Regions from separate parts of the Homo sapiens genome. Here region 2 is linked to region 1. Evidence: read pairs that join two places in POLR2A ChIA-PET (ENCODE). Cell type or tissue: PC-9. All regions are shown on one strand.

What was found. ChIA-PET counts read pairs that join two places held together with the same protein. Peaks named below come from ENCODE experiments on the same cell type or tissue, not always from the same donor. Only the 100,000 strongest peaks of a DNase experiment are listed, where the experiment ranks them.
Region 2: POLR2A ChIA-PET joins it to region 1 with 5 read pairs; 2 of 35 experiments call an interaction of 5 or more read pairs at or near these places.

Annotation. Positions count from the first base shown.
Region 1 is chr5:4,955,410-4,959,409 of GRCh38, reverse strand. No RefSeq gene overlaps it. Among named protein-coding and RNA genes, the nearest start is that of LINC01020, 77 kb to the left of the region's middle. In PC-9, no CTCF peak of the experiment used is centred here; no DNase peak of the experiment used is centred here; H3K27me3 peaks cover 3,152 bases.
Region 2 is chr5:5,147,257-5,151,256 of GRCh38, reverse strand. All of the region lies in intron 3 of ADAMTS16 (ADAM metallopeptidase with thrombospondin type 1 motif 16), which reads right to left. The region is part of intron 1 of ADAMTS16-AS1 (ADAMTS16 antisense RNA 1); the gene reads left to right. Among named protein-coding and RNA genes, the nearest start is that of ADAMTS16, 8.9 kb to the right of the region's middle. In PC-9, no CTCF peak of the experiment used is centred here; no DNase peak of the experiment used is centred here; H3K4me3 peaks cover 1,635 bases; H3K27ac peaks cover 776 bases.

The sequences.
Region 1 (4,000 bases):
GAGTAAGGATGAGCAAAGCCTGAGGAAAGACAGAGTCTAGTGTGCTCAAGGAGGCAGGAGCCTCCAAGGGTGGCTGGAGCAGGGAAGGAGGGTGGACAGAGGCAAGTCAAGGAGTCCAGCGGTTATGTGGGCAGATTGTTAATCCAGAAGATTCCATTAGATCTAATTTTCTCCCGAGTCTGCTCCTGTCCGTTACTAAAAAAACAACATGGCACAGGAGCTTAATGAGGAACATTGCCCATACTGATGGCATTTATACTCCCTCCTTTAGAAGTGGTTTTGTAGGAGCATGGAAATGCTCCAATTCCCAGGGAATAAGCCTCATCTCAGTGCCTGAGCCAGAGTCTGTGATCCCAGCTCCCTGGAGAAGCTCCCTGTGGTCTCATTCCCTTGATCGCTGCAGGCTGGTATTTACACCCAGAGTCACTGCCTGTGTCTTTGCTTGCCTGAGTGAGTTGTCAAGTGTGTGGGAAGAATTCAGCTTCAATACGAATACTGGACTCAATAGAAGCATCTCTGCAGGAGGAAACGGGAAGCCTGTTGTAATCAAGAATAGAAAGGAAGCTGTTTCTCCCTTCTTCCTTCCATTTCACAGACCTACGGGCCTGGAGGGGAAGGTGCCAATGAGAGTTTGATCCTGGAATCACTTGCTCGTCACCAGTCAGATGGTAGGAAATGTGAGATGATGCTTCCCTTTGGTTCCCCTCCCCATTTGACAGGTCACTGGCTTCGATATTGTTTCACCTCACTTATGATATTATTCCAGGCTTGGAGGCTGCAGGGTGAGCTTGGAGTGACTGGAGGCTGCCTGTGGCCACGTTCACACTCTCTGCCTCTGTGACTGGACCTATGAAGTGCTCGTGGGTGCCAGGAAAAGCCCCGCTCTACCCAGCTGACAACTTGGAGAATGAGGCAGAGAGGAAAAAGGCTTCCTTGAGGACGGGACGATCTGAGAGAGATCCCAGAAAAGCAAAGGAGTCCATATCCAGCTTCATCATGGTGACTTTCACCCCAAACTCAAGTTAGATCGCTTTGTCTTTCTCCTTGGGAAAGAGCCAGTGAGGAAGAAGAGGTGAGAGGAGACGAGAAACATTCTTGTGGGACTGGGGCATGTAGAGGAAGGCTCTCCACCAGAGGAGTGGGGAACAAGAGCTGACTGTTCTTCTGTGGATGCAAATATCCCATTTTTTCATTCAGCCCTGTCCGTCTCTCATGCTCTAGCTTTGACCTCAGGATTCAACAGTTCCACAGGCCCCTGGTGGTGCAGCTTCAGCTGCCTGACTTGCAGTGCTTCCCACATGCCTGCTGTTTTGGCTATTTTAACAGTTTTGGGTATTTTGCTTCTCCACACACCAACACCAGGGTGGATGAGCGTTGCTGAGAAATCACATACAGTCACGCCCTTGGGCCAGTGTGTGATTCTGGATTTAGTCTGTTACATCCTCAAAACTGGCTTCTTCATCGTATATCCTTTATCACTGCCCTCTCCCATCAGTCCAGCAACTCTTCCCAAGAGTTGCAAGTCCGTTAGCCCCTGCTGACCTTCAGAAGTGACCCATCTTATTCCATGGAGAATGCAGGGGTGCCCAGGCAGGAAGCTTTTGGGGTACTGGACCTTCCTGTGCCTGACTGTCCTTCGAACTTTCCCCACTGCCTTCCCCCCACTTACTCTCGCTGTCCCGCGGAGCCCTGCCCTTCCTGATCATGAATTTGCTTCTTTCTCATTTCTTCAAATGGCTCTTCTCCATTGCTTTCTTCCCAATGGAAACACACATCTCTATTCAGAATAACTAACTTATGAAAACACCCCAAACCGTCTCTTGGGTGATAGCTATTTTTCAGATATGATTTGAGAGTTCTGCCTCTTTTCATGGTTGCTTTTACAGAAATACAGGGCTATATTAGTTGTCCGTGATTCCCCAACTTTGGTTCAATTCACCTGTAGCTGACAGTTTGTTTTCTACCCTACCCTCTACCGAGACACCACCCAACAAAGTCCACAGTGAGTACAGTGAGCCAGCCAGCAAAGATGGAACAGCCAACCTCTTCTATGTTTGCTGACATCATTATATATTGAACACTGCTGACTGTAAAACATCTTTCCGCTCTAATTTCTGGTGTGTGTGTGTGTGCGTGTGTGTGTTTCTCTCTAGGTTTTAGCTACTTCTCTACTATCTTCTCAATTCTATTCCCAATTTCTCTTACCCACCTTATGTCTCAAATGTTGGTGTTTCAGTCCCTTTCCTAAATGCTCTTCTCATATCTCACCCTCTCCTGGGACAATTTAACATGTGTTGCTCAATCTGACACATCTAGTTTCATCTCCCTCAATTCTGCTTTACTTATTGTTCTTTGCCTGTACTCAGTCTTCCAATCTCTAAATTTATGTACATAATTAGCTACTAGGCATGTCTGCCAATGTATCTTCAGGCTGGACACTGATTGAACACAGTCTTTTACATGACATTATGGACCCTTTGTGGACAGGGCACTGCTGTCCACTACGTTTCCTTTGTGAGAGAAAAGGCTGTGTGTGGGGGTCACCACACTCCCAGAGCAGCACTTGCATTCTGCCTCACTGTGCCCTTCTTTACGCAGCCCATTCTGCCTCAGGTAGTGGGCCAATGTCCTTGCAGCTGCTTAGTAAGCCACGGTTGCCACCTTTGAAGATACCCTCACTGTACAGCTCACAATGCTGACTCAACACCCTGTGCATGTGTGTCACTACAAGTCAGGGGCTTCTACTGTGACAGGTGGATCTCTTTGCTATGTGCCATACCTGAAATCTTACCCTATCCAGCTGATAGTCCCTCACTGCATTTGAAGCCTAGCTCTTGAAATTCACTGAAGAGTTCCACTTGCTAATTTTGATAGACTGGGAAATGGATGAAGCAAGGTCAGCAATAAGCTTTGATGCAGCTTGCTAAGCCCAGGCACTCTTCTGTAGTTTGTGGTGAACACACGCAGCTGTGTCAGACTCTTCCGAGAAGTGCCCTTATGTAGGGTCTTGAATCCTATTCTCTTATCTTGTGATTGTGCTTTTGTTTTCTCTGTATAACCTTTTTAAATATAGCACTTTCCTTCATGAAATTTTAACTAGTTTATCAAATTTTGTGTGCTTGCCCAAGATGGCCTTAACATTGCCCTCAGCTTGGCTAACTTCAGACAGCCTTCTTCCTTACTCAAGTTCCCGGCTGACCTCCCTTTCCTTTGAGCGTTTTCTTTAAAAATTGTTTTTCTATGCCTGATGAGTTCTGACTGAGTTATGATCCCTCTCCTTATTGCAATAGTGTTGAATAAATTCTTCCTTGACTGTTTAATCTTGTCTGGTGCAACTTCTGCTTTGATAGATTATTTGAACTAAGTGGCATTCTCTTTCCAGCTATATAAGGTCAATAATGTCCCCATAAAATTACAGGAGACAATCTGATTAACAGAAAATGATGGAGTCCAAGTATACCCCACTATTAACTATGCAAGCTTCATGGAAACAATGATAATACATAGCAACACTCAAAAACACGTGTCAGCTGTGAAGTTTTCTTCTTTTCTCAGCTGACATAAGAGGACTCGGGGTTTACTCGCTTCTGTGTCCAGATGCCCATGTTTCTCAGGGCACTGGAGTTCATACAGACTTCCTTTAACCGTCACTTCCATGGCAGAGTTCTTCTCCTTAGAGAATATGCCCCTCTGTACTCTGGGAAAGTATAACAACCATCTCTTGTTTGCCCCCAAGGAAGAGAACTTTCTGTTTCCCTTGGGAACTCACATTCTGTGATGGTTAATACTGAGTGTCAACTTGATTGGATTGAAGGATGCAAAGGATTGTTCCTGGGTGTGTCTGTGAGGGTGTTGCCAAAGAAGATTAACATTTGAGTTAGTGGACTGGGAGAGGCAGACCCACCCTCAATCTGGGTGGGCACCATCTGATCAGCTGCCAGCATGACTAGGAAAAAGCAGGCAGAGGAACGTGGAAAGATTAGACTGGCTGAGTCTTCCA
Region 2 (4,000 bases), 190 kb before region 1:
AATAAATAAATAAATAAATAAATAAATAAATAAATAAATAAGAGAAAAGAAATAAAGGAAGCCATGATGGCAGTGTTGCACAGAGAATTTGAATGAAGGTACATTTTTAAAAGAAAGAAATAAAAATTTTGGAATTGAAAAGTACAGTACACACAATGTAAAATTTATGAGGGGGCTTAATAATATATTTGAACTGCCAGGAAAAAATCAGTGAACTTGAAGATAAACGAAGAAGACAGAGAAAAATGAATGAAGAAAAAATGAATGGAGCCTCAGAGAAATGTGGGACATCATTAAACATATCAACATATGCATAATGGATACCAAAATATACATACTAACATATGCATAATGCAATGTGCATAATACACCACAGTGAGATAAACAGTTGACTTCTCACCAGAAACAATGGAAGTCAGAAAGCAGTAGGATGACATATTGAAAGTGCTGAAAGTAAAACAACAAAAAACTGTCAACCTATGCAGAACAATTCTACGGATGACTATGGACCAACTGAGTCCTCCCCATTTTCTTCCTTGCCGTTCTCAAGAATGACTGCAAAATGTGCTGGAAATGCAACATCATGAGATAGGGAGGAAAGGGCAGAAACAACCTGGACTCTGTTGCAGTCCCTGCCTTGTGGTATGACGTGATGACTGAAGTGTAGAACTTGTTGTGATGATTGAACTGCAGAACTTGTCCAGCACGTCATGTGCCCGGGTATAAAACCCAGGGTGGGCTGCTTTTCTGGGTGCCCCAGCCATGTTGCATGCACAGACAAGACTTCATCCACTCAGGCTGCTGTATTGAGCCTTGTGCACCGGCCCGTGATGATTCCTAGGCTTCAGCTGTCCCTTGCTGCCCTACCTATCTCTAAGTAATAAAGCCACTTCATGTAACTTGTGTGTGGGGGTTGCTGTCTCACCAAACTCAGACAAGTTGCTAACCTCTGCACAGTGAACCCACTTCACAAGCCAATAATCTCTACCCAGTAAATCAGAACCACAAAGGATACTACTTCGTACTCACTGGGATGGCTATTTAAAAAGAGAGAACAATAACAAGATTTGGCAAGAATGTGGAGAAATAGGAAACTTCAGACATTACTAGGGTAATATAAAATGGTACAGCTAATATGAAAAATGGTTTGAAAATTCCTCAAAACGTTAAGTGTAGAGTTTCCATATGTCCCAGAAATTACACTCCTAGGTATTTACCCAAGAGAAATGAAGACACATGTTCATACAAAAACCTGTACACAAATGTTCATAGCAGCATTATTCGCAGTAGCCAAAAAAAGTAAAACAATAATGTCCATCAACTGATAAACAGGTAAATAAAATATGTGGTATACTTCAGCAATAAAAAAGGATAAAGTACTGGTATGTGCTGCAACGTGGATGAATCTTGAACACATTATGCTAAGTGAAATGAGTCAGTCACAAAGGCCACATAGTGTATGCTTCTGTTTATAATCAATGGCCAGATTAGGCAAACCTATACTACCTAGGATGGGAATGGGGAAATTAGGGGAAGTGAGAACTGCCCATAAGGGTTTATTTTTGAGGTGATATAAATGTCTCCTATTAGATTCTAGTGAAATTTGCACAATTCTGTTAATATACTAAAAACTACTGAATGATACATTGTAAAGGGTGAAACTCTATTAAATGAATAGAGCTAATTAACTCTTTAAAGAGTGAGTTACATCTCAATAAAGCTGTTTTAAAAATAGTACCTATTTCTTCGACTTATCTTCAAGCTAAGTGAGATAACAATTGTAAAGCTATTAGCAAAGTATAACATTCAGTAAGTCATTATTGTTCTTTGTGCTATTGCCATGGTCATCATTGTCTCTTACTTATAACTAGCCCTCTAAGTCTATCCATTATTTAACCAAGTACTGGAAAGTACCTGAGTGACACACATTTATGTGCTTGTGTTTGGTGACCACAAACAGATCTCTAATGACAATTTGGTAGAGACATAAATATAACAGGGACCCTTTTTCCAAAAATTACCCTTACTTAACTGAATAAGAAATATTTTAAGTCAAGATACTTGGTGGCAATACCAGGGTAAACTCTAGAAATAATTTTAGGGTTTACAGATCCCATTGAATATATTATACTTGGGTTTAATATGCAAATGTTAAGCTCTTAACATTTATAGGTAGTGTTACAAGATCTGTGAGCTTGGCAGATGCCAGCAGTCTTCTCCAGGACTGCTTGTTACTCCTTCACTTATGGGCATCACGTTCTAACTTTACTATGAGGACAGGGCTTGGACTTGGTTTCTGGACAGTCTCTAAAATCCTACCCTGACACTCTCCACCTACCAGCAAGGCACGCAGAGGCATCCTCCTCTGGGTCCTTCTGGCTCCCATGCCTGTCCCCGTTTCCTCCCCCGTAAGGGACTTGCCTGTGTCCTGCCTCTCTCATTAGACAATAAACTCCTGGGGCCCAGGTCTGCTAGGCTGCAGCCATACATAGTTCTCAAGGTCATTCAGTACTCAAATTGTCACTGTGAACATGAGATTTAATGTATTATGTTTGTTTAGTTTTTCCTTTCTTCTTTATGAATATTTGTTTACTATAAATAGGACAACACCTCAATGATTCACTTTCACACTATTCCTCAAACCAATCATTAGTGGACAACAGCAAAATCCTTCCAAATGCAGAATCTCAGAACCAGGGTGAAAAACTATGTACCAGTTTGGAAATTGCATTGTTTCACAACTGTAAACCATTTTCTCTAATTAAATGATACAAGATATTATGTAATAATTAAGCAATATATTTTTACACTTGAAAGTAATATTCTTATCCTACAAATTAAACAGATAGAATGGAATATAGAGCATTTCCTGCTAGAAGAGATCTTCTTTTCAAAGTGATCGCCCCTGGGCTCTGCAAAGATACCTAAATAAGAACAGGGCTCTTTCAAATGCCTTTGATTTGTCCTGTCTTATGACGAAAACACTAAGCCTCACACTCTTAAGTCTGGTTGAGGTCTCATTTGTAGTGACCATCTATGGACAAAATATCAGTAAAGCTGGACTACAAGTATTTGGAAGATTAATGAAGAAGACATATAAATTTCTCTTCCAACAGCTACAGTATCAGATACCACTGTTATTATCCAGAGAAGCATTTTTTTCTGTTATTTATAATTTCTTTATCTTTCATTATAATTATACACTTACTTTACTGTTAACTTTTCCTGTTAACTCTGATCAAGCTCAAAAAGAGCCAGAAATTTCAAGCTACTGCAAACCACCTCGATTCAGGGAACAGATTCCAGGGCACAGCTCAGCCTCCCTGGCTCAGGGAAACCCAGGGGCCTCAGGGAGCTTGCATCCTTGCTGGGTTAGCAAGAAGCACCTCACCAATTTCCACAACCAAATCCAAAATTACCCAAGTGTAAAGGGCAAGGCACACCTCGCTGCCACACAGATGGCTTCCATTTCTGGCTTAAGCCCTTGTGAAAGAAAACCAAGGAAGATGTATCTTCATTTTGTGCATTTCATGAAGAGTTCTAGTCCGTTAAGGAAGACTTATTTTTCTTGGGAGAGTGTGGAAGAAATCAGCCCCATTGTCTTCATGCTTAACAAGAGCGCCAAATAACCACCACCCTATCCCTGGCAACTCAACCCAAAAACTTCTTACAAGTGAAATAGCAATGAGATCAACTCATATCAAATTTCTCTAAAAAGCAGAATGTTAACATCTAAAAAAATTTTTTTACAGGATTTAGCATTTGCATATATTTAGTATTTTAAGAAATTGGTTATGAATTCAGCATCCAAAATTCACACACACAAAATCTTTATGAGATGTGGGGTCTGAATTCCCTCTCCTCAAAGAGGGAATGAAATTTAAGACACACTGAAAGCTTTTTCTAGAGAAGCAATAAACGTCCCAGACCTGTTGGCCAAACCTTTAACATCCTCAAGACCTTGAACTGTTGACCACACATTTTCACTCTGCTGTCTAAG